Regions from separate parts of the Homo sapiens genome. Here region 1 is linked to region 2. A link is an interaction called in ENCODE POLR2A ChIA-PET data of the cell type or tissue named here. Cell type or tissue: MCF 10A. All regions are shown on one strand. Links, peaks and the distances in the headings refer to the core of each region. The heading gives the core; the rest is flanking DNA.

The links. Peaks named below come from ENCODE experiments on the same cell type or tissue, not always from the same donor. Only the 100,000 strongest peaks of a DNase experiment are listed, where the experiment ranks them.
Region 1: POLR2A ChIA-PET joins it to region 2 with 5 read pairs; 4 of 35 experiments call an interaction of 5 or more read pairs at or near these places.

The regions. Positions count from the first base shown.
Region 1 is chr6:56,548,783-56,559,419 of GRCh38, forward strand. It overlaps DST (dystonin), which reads right to left. Exons shown (of 104, transcript NM_001374736.1): 59 at 8,537-8,736; 60 at 6,563-7,058; 61 at 3,402-4,873. Among named protein-coding and RNA genes, the nearest start is that of DST-AS1, 290 kb to the right of the region's middle. In MCF 10A, for the core only: no CTCF peak of the experiment used is centred there; no DNase peak of the experiment used is centred there.
Region 2 is chr6:56,688,462-56,699,098 of GRCh38, forward strand. All of the region lies in intron 9 of DST (dystonin), which reads right to left. Among named protein-coding and RNA genes, the nearest start is that of DST-AS1, 150 kb to the right of the region's middle. In MCF 10A, for the core only: no CTCF peak of the experiment used is centred there; DNase peaks (open chromatin) are centred at 4,240 and 4,890.

The DNA of each region.
Region 1 (10,637 bases), core at 2,925-5,424, 140 kb before region 2:
ACATGTTAGTCCAATGACTAGTATTCAGAAGTAGAAAAACTTATGTACAACAGAACTTATATATAATCAAAATAGTTTTAAAACGTCAAGCTAACTAACACAAAAGATAACACCAATCTACTTTCAAAATCTCAGGATAGTTTTCACTGAGTGAGTTAGGACATTTGGTTTAGAATAGCATTTGCTTTAAGTATTATGTTTGAATTGGTATCTTAAACATGAACGAATGAATTTTGTCCTTGTCTTTACAAGAAAACCTCAAGTAACTATTAACAGCTATTTCTTGAACTATAGAAAGAAAAACAGAATCGGGGAAGTCTATCAAACCTGCTTTAAATCCTCTATTACGGGTCCAGTGAATAGAAGGCACCCCCTGCTGAGTAACTGGGTAATAGCTATTATTCTCAGTTCTGCTCAGAAGGCAGTTTATTTTGTATTAAGAAAAACTATTATAGGATTTTATCTGTGACATTAGGTTAAACTAAAGCTACCAGATAGATTAATGTCAAACTAGATTATATTTCAAAGTCAATAAGGAAGACAGACTCAGTCCTTCACTACTTTTCTGTTTCACTTTTAGGAATTATAACTAGCTTTTCACTCAATACAAATCATTCCATTTAAAAAATTTAAAAAACTTTCCAAAAATTATGTTAAAACTAATGTTTAACAAAAGTCTAAGGCCCAACAGAAACTAAATTAAATACTGAACTGTAAACAAGTCAATTTACTACTTTAACCAAGAAAGATATAATCACTAAAACAATGAAATGTTTGGCTCCATCTCAGTAGCAGCAGTAGTGGTGATCACTGGAATCTCCACCATCAACATCATCATTATCATCATCACCCTTATCATATCACGGCACCTACATAACATCAGTTTCTAAGACTGTTTTACATGTTCATCTCATATTTCTCATAGCTGCTAGTTTTATAGAACATGTTCCTTAAGTGGGTGTTCTTGGTATTTTGGATTAAAATGAACAATGGCTGGGTATTCGGGCTGTCTAAATTAGGCTACAGCAAAGATGATTAGAAAATCCCCCAGAGAAAATACCAGATGTGAAACATGGATGACAAATAAAGTTTACACGAAGCAGTGCATCATTTTCATCAAAAGAATCAGGTTCTGACACTATCCGTGTGACCTTGGACAAGTCACTTAACCTCCTTGAGCCTAGGCTTCTTTATAATAAGATGCAGAATAGTAATAGCATCTACCTCTCATGACTGTTAACAGGATTAAAGATAAATTAAAATAGTGCTTGACACATAGTAAGCCCATAATAAATTGATTTGTTGATTATTGTAATTACTATTTTTAAGGAATACACACACACACATACACAGATAAATGGAATTAGTGGTTGTGTGAGCTACCATAATCATATTCTTGTCCTTTTTTTACCTATGGCACTGGAATATACTAAATGCAGAGTATTTGTCTACTTGAAAACTTTTTTTTCAAGTCACTGGGTTTCAAGATACTGAAAGTATGCCATGATGTTCTTTATTGCTGAATTTCAATAAAATCAATCAACTCTTTCCAAATAATCTGAAAGCAAACAAACACAGCATGCTAAATGGTTTATTTTAGGAGAAATTATCACTCTATATTTCTTCACAATCAAATAAAACAATCTCTGTAGCTATTAATGGTAATGTTACTTATTTGGGACTTTGCAGTTTGCAAAACACTTTCAGTGCAATGGTGAGAAAGCTCCTCCTATCTCTTGCTTTTTCTTACTTTCAGTTCTCCACATGAACAGCCACATTTTTCACTGTACTTGGGAACACCAAAGGGGAGACACCCGCAAATAGCAGCACCAGTATTATTACTTTGTCCATTGTCTTACAAGTAGTTAGAAACAGCAAAGAGAAATGAAGGTCTTTTTTCTAAACAAATGCACAGGAAACCGAAAGAAATCATAATGTTTCACAATTTAACCATTTAATGTGGTTAAATTTCATTAGTATAAACAGTGCTTGGTTACTGTCATTTAATCTTTAAGGTGCTGACAGGGTTCTAGAGAGAATTCCAAACTTTACTGACGAAGGAAGAGTTGCTCCCAAGATCTCTCCCAGTCTTTGATGCAGCAATTGCCACAGAACTATGTTTTTCTAATAGAGGATTCTCTCACGTGAAATCTTTATTTTGCAAATCAGAAATACAAAAATTTGACAGAGCAATGAAGGAGGTCAAGTCAACAATAAGGACGTTTCCTTCACCTTCAAGAATCAAGAACTAAATACAGAATCACAGCTTTGTGAGCCTTGAAGGAACTGGGCTTCAAAGGCGTTTAATAAACTGCAAATAATCATAACTAATAACAATACAAAGAAAAAGAAGGTATTTTTCAAGATTCAGTCACCTAAATAATGTTATTAAAGACAAGCAAATGAAAGAGTTTATCAACTATAACTGCACAGAATTTGGAAGTCCATTTGATTCATATTCATCTCTCAAAGAAAATAATTTGTGGTTTTATAAACTGTTTTTATTTGGTCTTAGTTTATTCTTTATGCACTAATGGTGCAATATATCTTTGCCAGTAAAACACACCTCATAAATATAACAGGAGCTGTGAAACCCTAAAGGTTTATATCAGCCCCATATAGAAAATTGCTTGCTATTTAGGACCCTTTGTTTCCAGGGATAAACCTATCTTTGTCCCCTATACAGATGTGACTTCTGTTCTCACTATCATAAATAAGGCCAAATCCAATGACACGGAAACTGGCCCACCATTTTTATCAAATGTTTCATTCATTAAGTGTCATTGATCACTGTTGAGTGGCAGTCATTTCTTGGCACTGAGGAGCTTATGTCATGCAATAAAAAAAAAATTCACCTCTAATCCTCTGGGGCATGAGCCTAAGACCTTTGTTTAATGAAACAGATTACAACATGGAACTCCATATTGCCTTTAAAAATATGAGCTTTTAGAAGAAAAATGTCTGTGGAAGAAATTAAGAAGGATGAGAAGATAATTATAAAAAGAAAGGGCAGAAAAGACGGTAATTCACCATTGAAGAAATTGCTGGAAGATAAACATCTGCAATAGAGTTCAAAACACAGCCACGGTCACCACAGATGGCAATTGTGAATAATTCCAGAAATGGACCCTATGATGTCAGTTTCTGGCTTGCCTGGAACTTTGCCAAGCACCCTTTGGTCTGATTTTATCTCAGACCTTATCCCACAAAGGCCCAAATCCCCAGTGGCCTTGTAACTGCCCCACCTGCCTGGGTGTTACCCCCATATATGCTCATTCTGGCTCAAATATTGTATGACAATCATTATTAAAAAGTTCTACAAAATAGGCAATCTCCTTTCTAAGCAAATTAGAAACTTCATTGACAATAAAAACACTGGGTAAAAATGAAGAGTTCCCTACCTTGAACATGTTAAGCTGCTGATTAATTGTCTCCGTTTCCATACCAACAGGACCTTGTGACTCTTCATGTTCTTCGGCTTTCTGGAGCAGAATAGAAAATTCTTTCAATTTGCTGTAAAATTCTTCAAGGCGCTTAATTGTCCCTTCAACCTGCTCTTCTCTGGCTTGGGCTCGGTCCAGTAACTTGTTGCATTGTTTGCTTAAGGCCTCCAAGTCCCTTTTGATTCCAACAAGGTCAGGAGAGGTTTCTTCTGTGGCTAACATCATCTTGCAGGTTTTATTGGCATTGTCATTGCTTGCCATGAGGGCTTCTAGTTTCTTTAGAAAGGCTTTTATAGTTTCCTTTTGCTTTTGCAATGTTTCTGCATCTCTCCCCACTGGAGCCATGCTATCCAGTTCATCATCAAACTCTGCGAACTGAGAAAACATTTCTCGAATGGTATTCTGGAAATGCCCAATGCCCTGAAGCTTGGTTTCTAAGAAAGAACACTTTTCATCAACCTGCTGACTTAGTGTACTATGCTCTTGAGCTATGGTTTCCACTTGTAATAAAACATCAGAGGTTCCCTTTGAGTCTGAGGCCTCTACCACAAGGTCCTGTGCAAGTCTTTTAGCCAAATCTACCTGATGCTTCAAGGCCTGAAGTGATTTCTGCTGAGTTTGCAACATGGTCAGGTATTTGTTACTGTAAGCCTGGGATCCCAGCGAATCATGGATATCTAGCTGCTCCTTTGCACACTGAAGCTGCCTTTTAGATTCTTTGGAAACTTCTTGAAATTCTTTAAACTTCTGAGTCATGTTCTCCAGACAGAATTTCTTACTGTGAAGTTGTTCAGTGACCATGTCCACCTTCTGGATCAGTGACTTATTCTCATCTGTAACAACTTCTTTATCTATCTCACAGACACTGAGCAAGCTATTGGCTGTGTTGTTCAGTAATTCTACCATACCAAAGTGTTGGTCCATTTCCTTCTGCAGAGACTTTAACTTGGCAATAGAATTCTCTCCTTCAGCAGGATCCAAGCAAAATTTTATTTCCTCCAGGTTGTTTTGGCATTTGTCTATCCATGGCCAGAGAGTCTCTACTTGCTCTTTATACTTAAGGGCTTTTTCCAATGACTCTTTTAACTTGTTTTCTCTTTCTTTCACCTGCTTATTAAATGTATCCCAATTGGTTTTAATTGTATTAAGCTGTAACTGTAAGGCTGCCTTCTCAGACCCTTGTGTTTTTAATAACAGATTTTCACCTTCTGCAATGGTTTTTTCATACATATGAGACTGAGCGGTCAAAGTTTTACTAAAGTCTTTATGATCTTTAATTAATGACTCCAAGACATCGAGTTTGGCAGATATTGGATGAGATTTGTTTTGCTCTTCTTTCTTTGTATCCAGCCAAGCCTGAAAATCTCTAGACATTTGCTGAAATTGATGAGAGCTTGCACAGGCCGACTGAAGGTGCTGGACATGATTCTCTAGAAATAAAATTACAAGATATGTTTATTTTACATCAAAATGTTAATTTAATCTATGAAAAGCCAAAATAAAAATCTCTGAATGAATATATAGAATTGTTGAAAAGCAAGGGCTTTTAGCATTGACTATAAGAACTACAAGTGAACTTAAGTTATTGACAAAGGGGAAAAGAAGCAAGAAGTAGGCAGAAGAAAATACACAATCAAGAAAAGATGCAGGATACAGATGAGAGGGGAAAACAAAGAATAAGGAAATAAGTAAAAATGCATCAAGGTGCAGGGAGTGGCCATGCCACACATCGCCTGCTGTGCTGGTGTCTTCTCTATTCCAGTATGGAGAAGTGATGATGGCAAAGTTCTTAATTATGTTGATAAATAATCCATCTCTTATTAAATATGACTTTTTCGCGTCTATGACTTTTTTTTTTTTTTTTTTTTTTTTTTTTTGAGGCAGAGTCTCGCTCTGTCACCCAGACTGGAGTGTTGAGGCGCTATCTCAGCTCACTGCAAGCTCCTCCTCCTGGGTTCACACCATTCTCCTGCCTCAGCCTCCTGAGTAGCTGGGACTACAGGCACCCGCCACCACGCCCGGCTAATTTTTTGTATTTTTAGTAGAGACAGGGTTTCACCGTGTTAGCCAGGATGGTCTCGATCTCCTGACCTCGTGATCCGCCGGCCTCGGCCTCCCAAAGTGCTGGGATTACAGGTGTGAGCCACCGCTCCTGGCCACGTCTATGACTTTTACATATTATGGAGGCAACATAATGTAGCACATAAAAACTACATGAGTTTGTATCTTGGTTTAACCTCTTCAGAGTTGGAAGACCCCAGGCAAATGATTAAACCTTTAAGCCTAATTTCTCCCACTGTAAATTGACAATATTAATAGTAGGTATACAGATTAAATTACAGTACATGTAAAGCTTTTAGTTTAATACCTATCACATAACTGTTCATACCATTAAGAATAATAATGATAATAGCTGATATTTACTATTGTTAATGTCATGTCAAATAAAGGAATAAGTCTGAAACAGTTGCTGTGATCAGTAAATCCAATCAATTAAAAAGCATAACTTGAGTATCTACTAGGTGCAAGAAACTAGAAACTTTTCAAACAGAACAAACTTAACAACAAAATGTGTCTTTCTTCATCAGGGCTTTCTGATGAAGTGAATTCTAATAATTCACTGCTACCTCTGACAAATATCATCACATATGCCACAGAATTATAGCCACAGTGAGAGAGGAAAATAGTGACAAATGCCTCTCTTTCGCACATTTCTCTAGAAAAGTTTTCTATGACAGAATAGATAAAGTAACAGCAGATGAGAAGATGATGCAAAGCCTTTTACTAACTATTCATGTTTTTTTCTGGCTAAATAAGACTTTCATACAGCAAAAAACATTTACATTTTTTAAAAACCAGTTTGGGGTACCTGAGATTTTAATAGGCCTTCAGGAAGCCAATTTTGCCAACAGATTATGTGTGTAGAATGACCCTAACATTCCATGTGCCTATGAACACAAAACTGCTCTCTGAGCTCCTGTATTCATCCTCCTCTTCACTGATGTTAACAGTGGGGCAGAGTCTCTTTGGGGTCCTGGATTATTGGCAACATCTTGGAAATAGGCAATATATGACATTTATTTCTGACCAGGAAATATATGTATTAAAAGTAGACAAACCTGCTTTCTGTTCAACATCCTTAAATGATTTTAAGATGCCTTCTAGTTGCCTACTAAGTTCTGCTTTCAAGTACTCTTCTTTAACCAGTGCTGACAAATCCTCACAGAGTGCCTGGGCCACTTTTATCTGCTTCTTTTCCTGCTGTATCTCCTGCTTCATTTTTTGGGCTGTTTCCAACTGTTGGTTCATAGCATCAGGGTGCGTGCTCACAGCCAGACTGCTGCTGAGTTTATTATCCAAGTCACTCAGTTTATCAGAAAGGCTTCTCAGCAGGCTTTGATACTGTGTGCTTTTAACAATGGCTTGGTCAATCCAGTCACATCTGTCACTCAATTGCCCTGTTAGGCTATCCCATTTTTGGGTCACAGCTGCCAGTTGCTCTTTCACAATCCCACGTAAAGAAGGGTCTTCTCCAGGCCTGCTCAGAATGCCCTGACCAGCTGCTGTCAGCTGTTCATATTGAGGTTTCCGAGTGGCGAATTCTTGCAGCAAAATCTAAGGTAACAAGGGTAAACAAACGCAAATTATTATATAATTGATTGTAGAAAACACAGATTTGGTGTCCAAACAGACAGAAATGGTAATTATTTCTCCAGTTTTTGTTTTTTAGTTATCACTTTCCTACTTTTTACTTAAAGGGCAGTACAATTCTCTTAAATCCGAAGAGCCACAGTGCTTCACAGAGATATCCTGTCTAAACTAATCCCATCCCCCTAAAGGAAAAATATGGACAAAATGAACAAAAATTCATGTGTAAATTTTCATATAAAAAGAGAAACACTGCTGTTAAACAAGTTCACACTGCACTTACACCAAATTTGTTTTTACCCACTCATGTTTTTGTCTTCGTAGGATTTTTGGAATACCCTATAGAATTTTATATTAAAGAAAATGCACAGTGATAAAGGTGTTAGAATATATTAACTCATGATGCATTGAGTTGCAAAGGTTTTTGTAACATAAAATTTATTGATGTTTACAGTCTTTATTATAAAGGTTTTAGTCAACAAATCATGCTGCTCAGAATGTATAGGCTCAACTTGACTCATAAAATTAATGATCCAAAAATCTCATTCTTTTAGTATCATATTTTATCTATCTTTTATACTTTTATCTATATTTTATTTATCTATCTATCTCTGGGAGACTACCAAGACTAGAGGCAATTATTTCTCCCCAGATATTTACTTTTATCTTTTGTTTTCATTGTCTTTGGATTATGAACAGATATGAATTCAAACATCTGACTTTTACAAAAACTTATTTGAATTTTCAGCTTATAAAACAGCCTCCCTGCTCTAAAGCCAGTACTCAGACATTAAAAAACTAACTGAAATCACCACAGAGCTTCTGCTATTATGCCTGACTGTAAAACATTAAACATTAAAAATAAAACTCATTTTTTTGGATTTTTTTCCCTTGTGGATTTATCTGCTTTGTAACTAGACTAGTCTAACTAACACCCTGGGTTTCAGGGTTCCCTCTCTGCTTCCCTTATTCTTTGTCCTCTTCTCATTCTCTCTCTCCTCCATCAGGACTCAAATGCATGAGTTTTACAAGTTTCATTATCTACTACCACAATCAAAATAAATAAAACCTCAAAGGAGTAATTTCTAAACAGTAAAAAGTATAGACTAGCCTCTCATAAAGATATTACTTAATTGCATTAATACTTCAAAGAAGGCCCTTTTAACCAGATCTGTACCACCCACAATATGACTGAAATAATCAGGAGACTTGGCCCATTCATGGGATTCAAAGGAGGCCTCTAAGATGCCTTATAGCTTTAGTTCTTTGGGGATTCCCACTAATATCAGGACAGTATCTTATGGGCATCTGAAACATTACATATATACTTCAAAGCAGTTAAATAAAACACCTACTGACCAAAGTTAATATATTTATAATGAAAACATTGGTCTCAGTAAGTCAAATTGCTATGCACGAGAGACAGGTTATTAGGTAATACTCACCTGCACCTGCTGCCTTTGTGTGTTTAGCATATTTGGGTCAATTGACAAGGGCCCAAGAACACTGACCATAAGTTCTTTTTCCACAAGCCACTGTTTCAATTGGGCCTCTACAGTCTGGAACTGGGTTAGATTATTGGAGGATTCTTCCAGTTTTTGTTGTCTATCAATTGTTAATTGATTGAGTTCTTGCCACTTAGAATCTAAAAGAAAAAAAATGAAACTGGTGTTTGACATTTTTTGCATTTAACATGACTATGTCTATGAGGACTGTATGGTATGATTTAAAATGATATATAATGGCTATAATCCCATTTTTATGACTCTTGTTACATAGTTACTTAAAGGACTAACCTACGATTTTATAGGTCTGATGGTTGTATGTCAACTAAAGTATAGGGAAAAAATTTTGAATCTGACTTTAGAAGATATCGTAGAATATCGAATATTCATTAAAGCAGACAGCATTCTGGGATCTCTCATTCCTTCTATAAGTCCTATAGAGTGTGTTATTAAACTATGACTTACTAGAACAATGAACAATAATCCTTTTAATATCAAATCTTCACTTATCCGTTCTAGGCAAATTGCTCCCAAATTTGTATATCTATCCCCAATTATTCTTTCCCATTCAAATTACACATTAACAACCAGCTGCTGGAAAGTTCCCGTAGGAAGTCTCACCAATTAAACTCAACATTAAAAAATAAAACTCATTATATTCCTCTCAAAACTGGTGGACTTTTAAGACTTTTAGATTTCTTTCAAAGGTTATCTTTTCTCCCATGTCATAAAGATGCAATAATTCAGAAAATTCTTTTATGAGCTTCCTAACTCTATTATACCCTCGATCATAAAACCTTAAAGCCCTCCTTTACATTCTCAATGCCATAACTCCATTTTGGCCTTCATCATGTGTTTTTTAAAATTATTTGTATTTTTTACATTGATATATAGTAGATATGTATTTTTAGAGTGCATGTGATAATTTAACACAATCCATCCAGGTGATGAGCTAACATCATCATGTTTTACCTTGACCAGTAGTTCTCACACTTCAGCTGCATTAAGAATCACCTGGAGGCATCTTTAACAGAGATTTCTGGGCTCTACCCTGAGTTTTTGATTCAGTAGGTCTGGAGTAGTATCTGAAATTCTGCATTTCTAAATAATTCCCAGATGATGCTGTTGCTGCTGATCCCAGGAGCACACTTGGAGAACTAATGACCTAGTCTAGCAGTCTTCTAACTAGTATCCCTGCTATTAATGTTTCTCAGCTGCAAGCCACTTGTTTCTAATACAATTTCCCTAAAAAAAATGTCACTTTTAAAACTGTCACTTCACTGCTCAAATCCTTCAATAACTAACTCCTCGTTACCTAGACGATAAAATCTGAAGACCATTGCCTGACATTCAAGGCCTCCCACAATCTTTGAAGGTTTGTACTCTGAGACGATCCTCTAATCTATCCCTGCTGATTTCATCCTTATAATCCAAACAGGCTTTTGCTCACACAGGTCCTGTGCCTGAGATGCTATACCTCCTCTCTATATATCCCAACCCTATCCTTCCTTTACATTCCATTGGATTTACCCTCTGCTAGGAAGCCTTTTCTGTTTTCTCCATCCTCAAGACAGTATGCTCCCTGCAGTCAAGGGTTACTGATCAGAGCACTTCTTTCAGCACTTCAACACAGTCACTCGATAAATATTCATTGATGGTGTGATCACTTGACTTGAGAGAGTTTTCATTTAGCATAACACACTAAAGGGATGACTTTAATAGAACACAATCACTGAAACCTTACCTAATAACATCATTCTACATGACATTTTCCAGTCAAACACAATCTGGCAACAAAATAATGCCATTAAAGCAATAAATCAGGAAGGAAAAATAGAAAAACTCATCCAGAAGGTTTTTTGAACTACATATTCCTCATTCCCACTCCTATTCTAAAATGTCTTGCTAATACTCTCCCCAAGTAATTCTGAGATCCTAGAAGAGAGTCACTGAATGAGTGTCAAATTAATTACAACTTGACAGGAATCTCTATAGTTGGATTAAATATATCTTTGAACATGAAGATCCCTTAGGGTAACCT
Region 2 (10,637 bases), core at 3,030-5,529:
AATACAAAAGCCAAGGTAATAAAAATATTCAATTCTTCATTATTCAGAGACTGACAATATATTGTGTACAACAGCCACACTCATTTCTTAACCTTCTCTCTTCGGCTTCTTTACTTTAGGCCACTGCACTATTCATTAGCAATTCACCAAAGGATGGAAAGGAACAGAAATGCAGTTCAATTTTCATTACTTAATAGAGTCACCACATGGTTTGCTGAGAAGTTAAACTTATTCCTGATCATCACCCCAGGTGACTAATTCTCAGGTGACTAACTTTACAGCCATGGTCCCTGTCATTTGTTATGAACAAACAATGAGATATAATGCACAAGGAAAAGAGCTACGTTTTACTTATCTCTGAGTGCCTAGTTTGGGTTCAATACATAATAAATGTTTCATAAAGAAATAAAGGAAGAGAGGGAAAGAGAGAGGAGTAATAACACTGGACAAACAAAAAGGCATACACTTATGCACATGAATTCACAGAAATTTAAAACTGGAAAAGAGGTATGTAGGAAAAGGAGGGTAAATTGCCTCAGGTAACAGTTCAGCCTGGCAGACAATTTTGGGTTAGATCAAAGCTGTACCACTCATTGTTAAGTGAGTTGAGTAAGCTACTTAACTTTCCTGAGACTCAGTTTCCTCATCTATAAAGATGGAGCTCATAACAGAACACTTCAGAGACTTGCTCTGAAGATAAATGTAGTTGGGGAGTGCTTGGAATATAGCAGGACTCAACAAATAGCATTATTATTAGCAGTAGAATCATGATCTAGTACAGTATCCTCCTTTTATAGAAAATGAAACTGAGACCTAGAGAAATAAAGAAGACTGCCTAAGTCATGCAGCTGTCTGGTGGCAAAGCCTGACTAGAAGAACTTCGATCTTCTGCCTGCCAGGCCCGTAGTCCACATTGCTTATCAGAAAACCTACATTAAGAAGAAAATGAAATGGCAAATACTAAGCTAAGGTGATGCTGATTCTCTAAATCTGGTGTGTTTTTAAAAACACACGAGCAGGTGCCTAAAACATATACAATACTGTCTCATGACAGAAGATATTCTGATTAAATTAAATCTCAAGCAAGGTGTTTTTCAATAAGCAATCTAGAGGATTCTCCTGCAGGGACCCTGGGGCCAGGCTTTGAGAAGTACTGCTGCAGAATAAGAATAGTAAAAAGCTCCCTATCCAACGTCCTGACCCTTAGAATCACCTACAGAGCACCCACCCTTATCTATTACATTAGAATAACTGTAGGTGACATCCAGGCATCTATCTGTTTTGAAATATCTTCAGATGACTCTTACATGTATATGGCCAGGTTAGAGAACCCACAGTCTACAGATGATGAAAACAACTATCTTTGCCAATATCAACTTAACAAAACTGGGAAGAGGTGGGATTTGTGAAACTAAAGAAAAAAGAATGTTTTCTGGAAAGAGCTCAAGGACAAAGGTAGGAAACCTTGTCACAAGGTACAAGGTGAGTCTTCGACAAACAGAAGATCCTTGAAAAAGGTACAAACACTAAGTTCATTACTCCTTGTCTCCCAAAAGGATCTACCTTCTGCCACCTGTTTATAACATATCCTTCACAGATGACACTATTAACATCAATTCCTGCTCTAACTTTTTAGCAATCTCCCTTAAATTTCATTGACAAGTAAAACAAGTGGGATGTCGTGCCATAATTTAACTCAGGTAATCTTATTTACCATGTTGCCTTAAGGATTTATTTAACCTGAGTTTCCATTTTTTCATTCTGTATATGAGGCATAGTCTATTTTGCCTATTTCATAGAGTTGTTTGGATGATCAAATGACGCGATGTGTCTGAAACCATTATTCCAATTCCAAAGCAGTATACAAATCTAATATACTCCTTTTTTACCTACTTATCCTAATAAAAATATAACATGTTGATAACATTTATATGCAGCAGGAAGGGCTGGATGAATGGCCTCCACAGAGCCCCCTGAACCAGGAAGACCACTCTAGGTCAGCATGTCATTGCAACGACTCAAAAGGGAAGTAGGCTGAGAATGATGAATGTCACAGGACTAGGGGAGATCAAGTCAGGTTAAGATAAGCTCAAAAAATTGTACACTATTCTACTTAGAAGTTAACTCAAAAGTTAAGTCCAACCCTACATGCAACTCAGAGCAAAAACTGATCACATAGGGAAGCTATGAAAAAGAACAAACAAAAGGAATGTTGGTTAATCAGTCATTTCCGGGATGAAATGCCAATGAAGCGGCTGGAAGCTCTCATTTGCAACTAATTCTCCAATGAAAAATGTAGAATCCAATGCAAGATAAAGAGTTCTGTGGAAGTTTCCAACCAAAGATAATTAAGAAACAGAGTCAAACACCTCCAAGGTAACAGGAAGAATGTCCTAAGAGGAATAGCTAAACTCTTGATTTGGACTCTTTGTGTGCCACAGAATAAATAAATAGTCTTTATCTGAACTACAGGGACATGAGATGTCAAACCCTTCAGATAATATAATGACTACCCATTCAGCTTTAACCTAGAAGACGTCAGGCTTTATATACATTGCATTACAGTTATTTCGCAAATCTGACTGGTCAGTTTATGACTTATTTCCACATATATTTTCCATTGAAGGAAAGGCTAATGTACCACTAAGGAAACAGATTATAAAAATTTCCATTAATGCAAAAATGTACAGCTTACTTGAAGCCAAATTATGCTGGAAAACATATGTGAAATTAAACCAAGTGCTTATATTCATAAACATATAGTAGTCAAGTAGTTTTCTTTTGCACTAGGCTTTATGACAGAGCTACATAGATAATGACACAGACTGAATGCTTTCTTTTTAAAATATAACCACTGTAAAATATAAACAGAACTGATGGCATAATATTGGCAAGGTGTAGCGGTGTATATAAACAGGACACCTTCAGGAGAACTCAGAAACCAAGGTCAGTGATGATGGCGCACACTAACCCTCATAAAACCTCATTCTATCATTATGCAAATGATCTCTGCTCATTGATACAATGACCTTGCCAAGAATGTTTAACATCACAAATATTCTTTATGTTCAGATTTTTTATTAAAAGATAAAGTTAGGAATAGCTTAAAGAAAAAGCCATCAACTCCTGAGTAGTAACATGTAGAGGTTATGTGGATAATACATTTTTTGAGCAATTAAATAAATACCTATCTAATTATATTTTAAAGACAAGTAAAAACCCCAGATAAGTAACTTGTCTAAAGCTAAATATCAGTGTTAGGAATAAAGATCTCAACTTCCTAGTAGTCTGTGTCATTTTCAAATTCCTATGGCATGCTACCCTAACAATTTCTGATTTTAGACTGGGGCTGGGGAATAACATAAAGGAAAAGATGTACCCTAGCCCTCAAAACATATGCACAGAATTGACAGCAATTATGTGAATGTTTCTGCACATGAAAATCAACAGAGAACCAGAATCTGGCTTTTCAAACTCATGAATCAGCAAGTCGGTATTGACTGATAATTTTACAGTATCCTATTATTTGTTACAAAGCTATTGTCTTCTCATGACTATTTCTAATTGAACTTTTACCTACAGTCCAACTAAGCTTCCACAGGCTATTCCACAGGCAAAGTCAAGAATCATGAACCAGAAAAATTCAAAAGATATGCACTCTCTTACTGTAGTGCTTTTTAAAGTCTTCCACCAATAATGAAAATGTACAGGATTTTTAGATTAAAGTGTGGTCAAAGAATGTGCACAGCACAAAAATAAAATCATAACAATCAAACCTGAGGCTACTAACAAAACGCAACAGAAACTCTATGGCTTTTACATACACTAATATGAAAATAACTTTATAAAAGACAAATTAGATGTCAGTCTGATGTGAGCACCTGGAACACTTATTTACTTGAACTCAGACTCCACATTTCACTTACCTCATTTCCATCTGTGTCCTTAGAAACAGAGGACATACTAGTATAAAGGGAATGGCATCTCTTTTTTTTAAACTGAAAATGCTGTGTTGCATGAGGGCAAAATCTCTCAGTGTTTTGCTTTTCTTGAATACTGCTATAACTTTTTGGTGGGTCTTCAGGAAACCCACTTTTTTCGAGTGATCTTTCTATACCCGAGGGAATAGAGCTTAAGCTGGCTGCCTTTCGGAAAGAAAAAACATCAGTTTTTTCCTGGAATGTTATTTCGCTTGTGTTGACATCATCTAAATGTTTCTTCCTCTTTGCGCAATATGGAGTGCTGTCTTTTTCTGAAATCCTTTCATCCAGTTCACTAACTTTTACTTCTGTTTCACTGTCTTTAGCAGGAGAAGTGTTCACACAGTCAGACCAACTGCTTACAGCACTCGGCAGAAGTTTCTGTTTAACGCTGTCAGCTACAACTTCTGTCTTCTTTTGCTGAATACCATCTCCCAGTGCAGAGTTTAGGGTAACAGATTCCTGCTGTACCAGTCCCCTGGATAAAGGAGCTGGCTGTTCTTTTGAAGGCTGACTGCTGCTCTTCTTCTTGCCTTCATTTTCATTGTTTGCCCCAACTGACTCTTTGTCACCTCCAGTTTTTTTGATCGGTTTTCTTCTGAAATATTTTCTTCCAGGAGAGTATTTTTCAGGGTTCAAAGGAGTTTTGGCAGGATCTACATATTGTTCTTCTTTCTCAGCTCTTACACATCCACAGACATTCCCCATTTGATTTGTAGGAGATCACAGCTCCATAGATTCACTCATTTCAAAATCCAGAGCTTACTTAGATCCTCTCCATTAAGTCTGAAAATTCCACTCTGACATCTGTTCCACACAGACTTTATGACCATCCTCTTCAGTCTGAGGCCATTTTGCTTATGAGAAAGGCACACACAAGAAATGCCGTGGCATCCTGCCCAGCCGGTCCGTGTCTCATTAGACACTGTGGCTTATTTCTGGCCACCAATCCTCTTAGACAAACATTACTGCTCACTGTCAAATTACAACACTGATGAGCTCTCAAGGCAAACCCTTAGCTTCACTGTATGAGAAGATTATGACTGTTTTTAACCTTCGGTTTTCTGAAATGCAGATACACTAATGAAGTTTGCACTTAACCTTTGAAACTATTTGGTGGTTCAACGAATGAGAGCAAAAAGAAAGCAAACACCAGTCAGGAGAGATTTAGGAAAGTGCCCTTCAAATTTGGATTCAAAGTGCCTTTCAAATTGAATTTCAGAGACTCTCTACCCTCTACCATATATTTTTTTTTCTTAAGAAATACCAACTAATTTTGGTACTTGCACACAAACACATCAAAAGCTCAAAGATCTCTGTAAATTTTATTAAGACTCTTATTCAAAACAAGTCATAAAAAATAATAAGCTGATTCAATAGCTAGCAGGAGAGATAAGTGCTAAATGCTTATAATTCTCTAATAAAATTGTTTCTAAAAAAAATCAATCTTTTAAAATAGTTTATAATACTTTTCAAATAATATAAATTTCCAAGCCATGACCTTATCTAATTATTAGGACTTTAATGTGATACCAAATAGATAAATTATATAATTTAAAGCATGAAAGATTTAGCAAAAGGAAATATATGTGCATTCATATATATATATATACATATATATATATGTAGTTAAACTTTATATGTAACTTTTATAATCATACCCTAGTTAAATATTATACAGTTTTTATGAGGGCCTTGCTGGAAAAATAATGAATCAGTATGAGACTTGATTATCTAAGGTGTGCATATTTCTAACACTGAGTCATAGATATGGTAAAAAAAAAAAAAAATTAGAATAGCATGAAATGGATTTACACATAAGTACAAATCATTTCACTACTAAAAAAATTAATAATTGCCTTTCACTAGGTAGTCTTTAGACTGATCAAAAGATGGAACTCATTATATTTTACTAAGTAAGAATACTCAGTTAGTCAAGTTAGCAATGATACTGTAGATGTTTGTCAATAACAGATCCTGCATTGTAAAATTTTCCTTAATCATTTAAAAACATTCTCCGGTAGCAAAAACTGAACATCCCAGAAGAGAAGCTGGTAAAAATAAGGTCCCAGATTTTTTTTTGTTTTTAACTTGATTTTCAGTGTATTCAAAGGTAATGAGTGGTACATTATTCAAGAGACTATAAATGTATAATGGCTGATATTTGTACTAACATGATGGAGGGGCAACCAGTGATCTGCACTCCCCCAATCCTTCCCTCCATCTCTGCTGATGAAGTTTAGATATTTGTCCCCTCCAAATTCCATGTTGAAAATGTGACTCCCAATGTTGGAGATGGGCCTAGTGGGGGGTGTCTGGGTCACAGGGGCGGCTCCCTCATGAACGGCTTTCGGCCATCCCCACAGTAATGAGTTCTTACCCACTTAAGAGTTAGTTGTTTGAGGCCAGCAACGGCAGTTCATGCCTGTAATCCCAGCACTTTGGGAGGCCGAGGCAGGTGGATCACCTGAGGTCAGAAGTTCAAGACCAGCCTGGCCAACATGGTAAAACCCTGCCTCTAATAAAAATAGAAAAATTAGCCAGATGTGGTGATGCGTGCCCATAATCCCAGCTACTTGGGAGGCTGAGACAGGAGAGTCACTTGAACCCAGGAGGTGGAGGTTGCAGTGAGCCAAGATTGCACCGCTGCACTCCAGTCTGGGCGACAGAGCGAGACTCCCTCTCAAAAAAAAAAAAAAAAAAAAAGAGTTAGTTGTTTGAAACAGCCTGGTACCTCCTACCCCTCCTCCTCCTTCTCTCTCTCTCTTACCATGTGACAATCCTGCTTCCCCTTTGCCTTCCACCATGACTGAAAAATTTTCTGAGACCTTACCAGAAGCAGATGCCAGGACTATGTCTCTTATACAGCCTGCAGAACCATGATGATCCAAATAAACCTCTTTTCTGTTCTTTATAAACTACTCAGCCTCAGGTATGCCTTTACAGCAACACAAAATGAACTAATACACCTGCCAAACTAAGCAGCTGTCCATTTCTAGGCCATATACACTGCTACCTCTCCCAGAAATGGCCCAACTTAGTCTGCCTGGTTACTGGCATTCATCTTTCAAAGCCTATCTCTAGTATCTGTGAAAATTTCCTACATTCTCTAAAGCCATTCAGATCCCACTACAATGCTCCTTTCCCATACATTTCTATTTTCATTTATATCACCAATAATATTCATCACCCTATGTTATAGTTAATTTCATGGACACTCTCCCAATAAACAGAACAATATACTTCATTACCTTAGTATCTCTGGATCTAGCATGTGGTGGCTAATGATATAGGATTACTGTAATGATAATGCTTACCTTCAGAAAGCCTGACTGAAAAACAGATTCCATTTATGATGCTATAACAAATATTGTTAAAATAAAACAATTGGTCTTTTGAAATTGCTTCCATTATTTATGTAAAGTATAGAGAAAAAGGCTGAGTCACTCTGAGTGAGGATGATTACCACTGCTATAAATCTTTATATCTTGGCATAACCAAAAAACAATTCTTATCTCAAGTTATTGTCATACTAAAAAAAGTTATTTCATTTAAATAAGAGAGAACATTTCCATTTAACCAAAACATAGATGTGTTCCATTCCAAATAGATTTTGGTCTAATTTATGAATATTGGTGATAATTTGTTACATCATCTTATAATTAAAGCCCTAAAATACAATGGATTCTAGAACACTATGCCACAGTATATTAGAAGCAAAACTTTTTTTATTTTTTTGAGACAGAGTTTCACTCCTGTTGCCCAGACTGGAGTGCAATGGCGTGATCTCAGCTCACCACAACCTCTGCCTCCTGGGTTCAAGTGATTCTCCTGCCTCAGCCTCCCAAGTGGTTGGAATTACAGGCATGTGCCACAACGCCCGGCGAATTTTGTATTTTCAGTAGAGACCAGGTTTCTCCATGTTGGTCAGGCTGGTCTTGAACTCCCAACCTCAGGTGATCCACCTGCCTCGGCCTCCCAAAGTGCTGGGATTACAGGTGTGAGCCACCGTGCACGGCCCGCAAAACTTCTTTTGATACTTCTGTGACTAGTCTTCCTCTCTCCTCCAAAGGCAGCTGAACCCCAAAGGGCTCTCTTAGTATATAACTCCTTTTTGAAGACTTTTGCTTTAAATTTTCTCAAACTCAGCCTCTAAATACACTGCTTCTACCTCCCAACCCTTTTGGCTTGTTATTTTCTAGTCTCTGCTCCCAGGAGCTTGGGTCTCCAATGTCTTCTTTCTAGAACAAACTATTGACCTCTACTCCATCTTAATTTTCTTGTGGTCTCTAGTGGCATTTCATACTGCTCACCATTATTTCTACTTGAAATTCTCTTCCCTTGGTTTCATCAGTACATTTTCCTATTACTTCATCCATCTCTCCAAATGCTCCTTTTTTCTCTTTCCTCAGCAGAATCTTTTCCCGCAGGCCTTCTCCAAATTTTTATCCTTAGTGCTCCATCTCTTCTCCATCTGTGCTCTTCTCTTGGGTCCCCTGAAGATCCCTTCTTTCCGATAAAATCAGTGATCACTTGTGTAGTGATAACTTCTCCAAGTTTATATCTGTACCTCTGGCTTCTCAGCTCCACTCATGTCTCCAACTGCTCAGCAGACAGAGGCACAGGATATCCCACCATCCCATCAAGCCCACCCAGAAAGTAAGTGCTTTTCCCCCTAGCATCACCCCTGTGTCTCTCAGTAGTCTACTGTTTCGTAATCTCTCAGGCTAAAAAGTTTTGTTATCTTTAACAAATCCCTTTCCTACACCCTCTATGCCCTGTGTCCAAGTCCCTTTCTTTCTTCCTGGAAAGTGTGACCTCTTCTATTCAATTTTGCATCCCCAACTGAGTCCTGACCTTTATCACTACCTCAGCTTCACAGCTTATCTCTCTCACTATGGACTCTGCTCATTTCTATCTATTTTAATGGATGTTGTTTCCTAAAACACATTTTTTAAAATTTAGCAAAATTTAATTGAGCAAAAAACGATTTGAGAATCAGGCAGCCCCCAAACCAGAATGGATTCAGAGAGACTCCAGCACAGGTCCTGTCACCGAAAAAGATTTATGGACAGAAAATGGAAAGTGATGGACGGAAAAAGGAAAGTGATGAACAGAAACACATTTTTTTTTAAGCTCAAAGTAGTAACATGACTGGCATCACAACAGTAAGTAAAAGAGCCAAGAACGAAACTTAATTCTACCTCCCTCCGAAGCCTGAATGCTTTCCATTGCCCCAGTGATCCTTCGTCTAACATTCAAAATTCAGACACAGCCTACCTCACCAGCTGGTGATGAAGTGATTGATTCTCTCCAATAGACCTCTGACTTTCCCGTCTGGGGTTCTTGCAGTTTCAACTCTGCTAAAAGCTCTAGGATCTGATCCACTTAGGACTACTTAAATGATCCCTGACAAAGCCACTGAGGAACTCCATATGAAATCAACTTTTTGGCCAGTTCTACCTAGACTTTACCCAATTCTGATAACAAGGTCTGGTTCTGCGCTTCATGCCAAATTATTGCCTTCACTTAGGTTCAATATCTTTGATTCCAGTAATGCCCTCAGTCCTTTGGGGTCCTGGCTTCCAGTTCTGGTTACTGGCTCTCCCTGACATTAACAGCTCAGCTAAGTGGATATTCACCTGTATTAGCTGCCCTGTAGTCTGGCTGACTAACACCTTTTCCTTTGATTACCTGGATCTCCATGAATGTCCTTCTGCTGAAACTATTCAGCTGCCTCTGTTCAGGTCCTAGACCTACCTAGACTCTGATTCCTGTAGCTCTCCATACCTGTCAAATCTATCCTGTTCCCAACAAGCCCCCCAGGTACATTATTCTCCACCATTTGTCTACGTAACCTGTATTTCAGCCAACTTAAAAAAAAAAAATTTTTTTTTTTTTTGAGACAGAGTCTCGCTCTGTTGCCCAGGCTGGAGTGCAGTGGCGCAATCTCAGCTCACTGCAACCTCTGCCTCCCAGGTTCAAGCGATTCTCCCACCTCAGCCTCCCGAGTAGCTGGGACTACAGGTGCATGCCACCACACCTGGCTAATTTTTTGTATTTCTTAGTAGAGACGGGGTTTCACCCGTTAGCTAGGATGGTCTTGATCTCCTGACCTCATGATCCACTCGCCTCAGCCTCCCAAAGTGTTGGGATTACAGGCGTGAGCCACCGCGCCCAGCCTTTAAAAAAGTCTTATTCCTCACCAGATTTGTTTCAAAACCCCAGGTCCTTTTTGAAGCTGGCAAAGGATCACTTCCTCCTTCAAGATCCAACTGTACAGTAATCTATTGGTAAGATGTACTGAGTGCCTACTGTGGGTCAGGCTCTGTGCTGCACACAGAACATTTCTGGGTCTTTTTTATAATTTAAACTTTTATTTTAGATTCAGGGGGTACAAGTGCGGATTTGTTACATGGGTATATTGCGTGATGTTGAGGTTTGGGGTACAGATGATCCCATCACCCAGATAGTGAGCACAGTACCCAATAGGTAGTTTTTCAGCCCATGCCCTTTTCCCCCTCCTTCCCACCTCTAGTAGCAGAACATTTCTTAAGCAGACCAGCAGTTAGTAAACTAAAGCAAGTTCTAAAGTTAGGAATCTCCTTAAATCAAATGAAGATTCTTTTTAATGTATCACTTCCCCAAAACTAAATC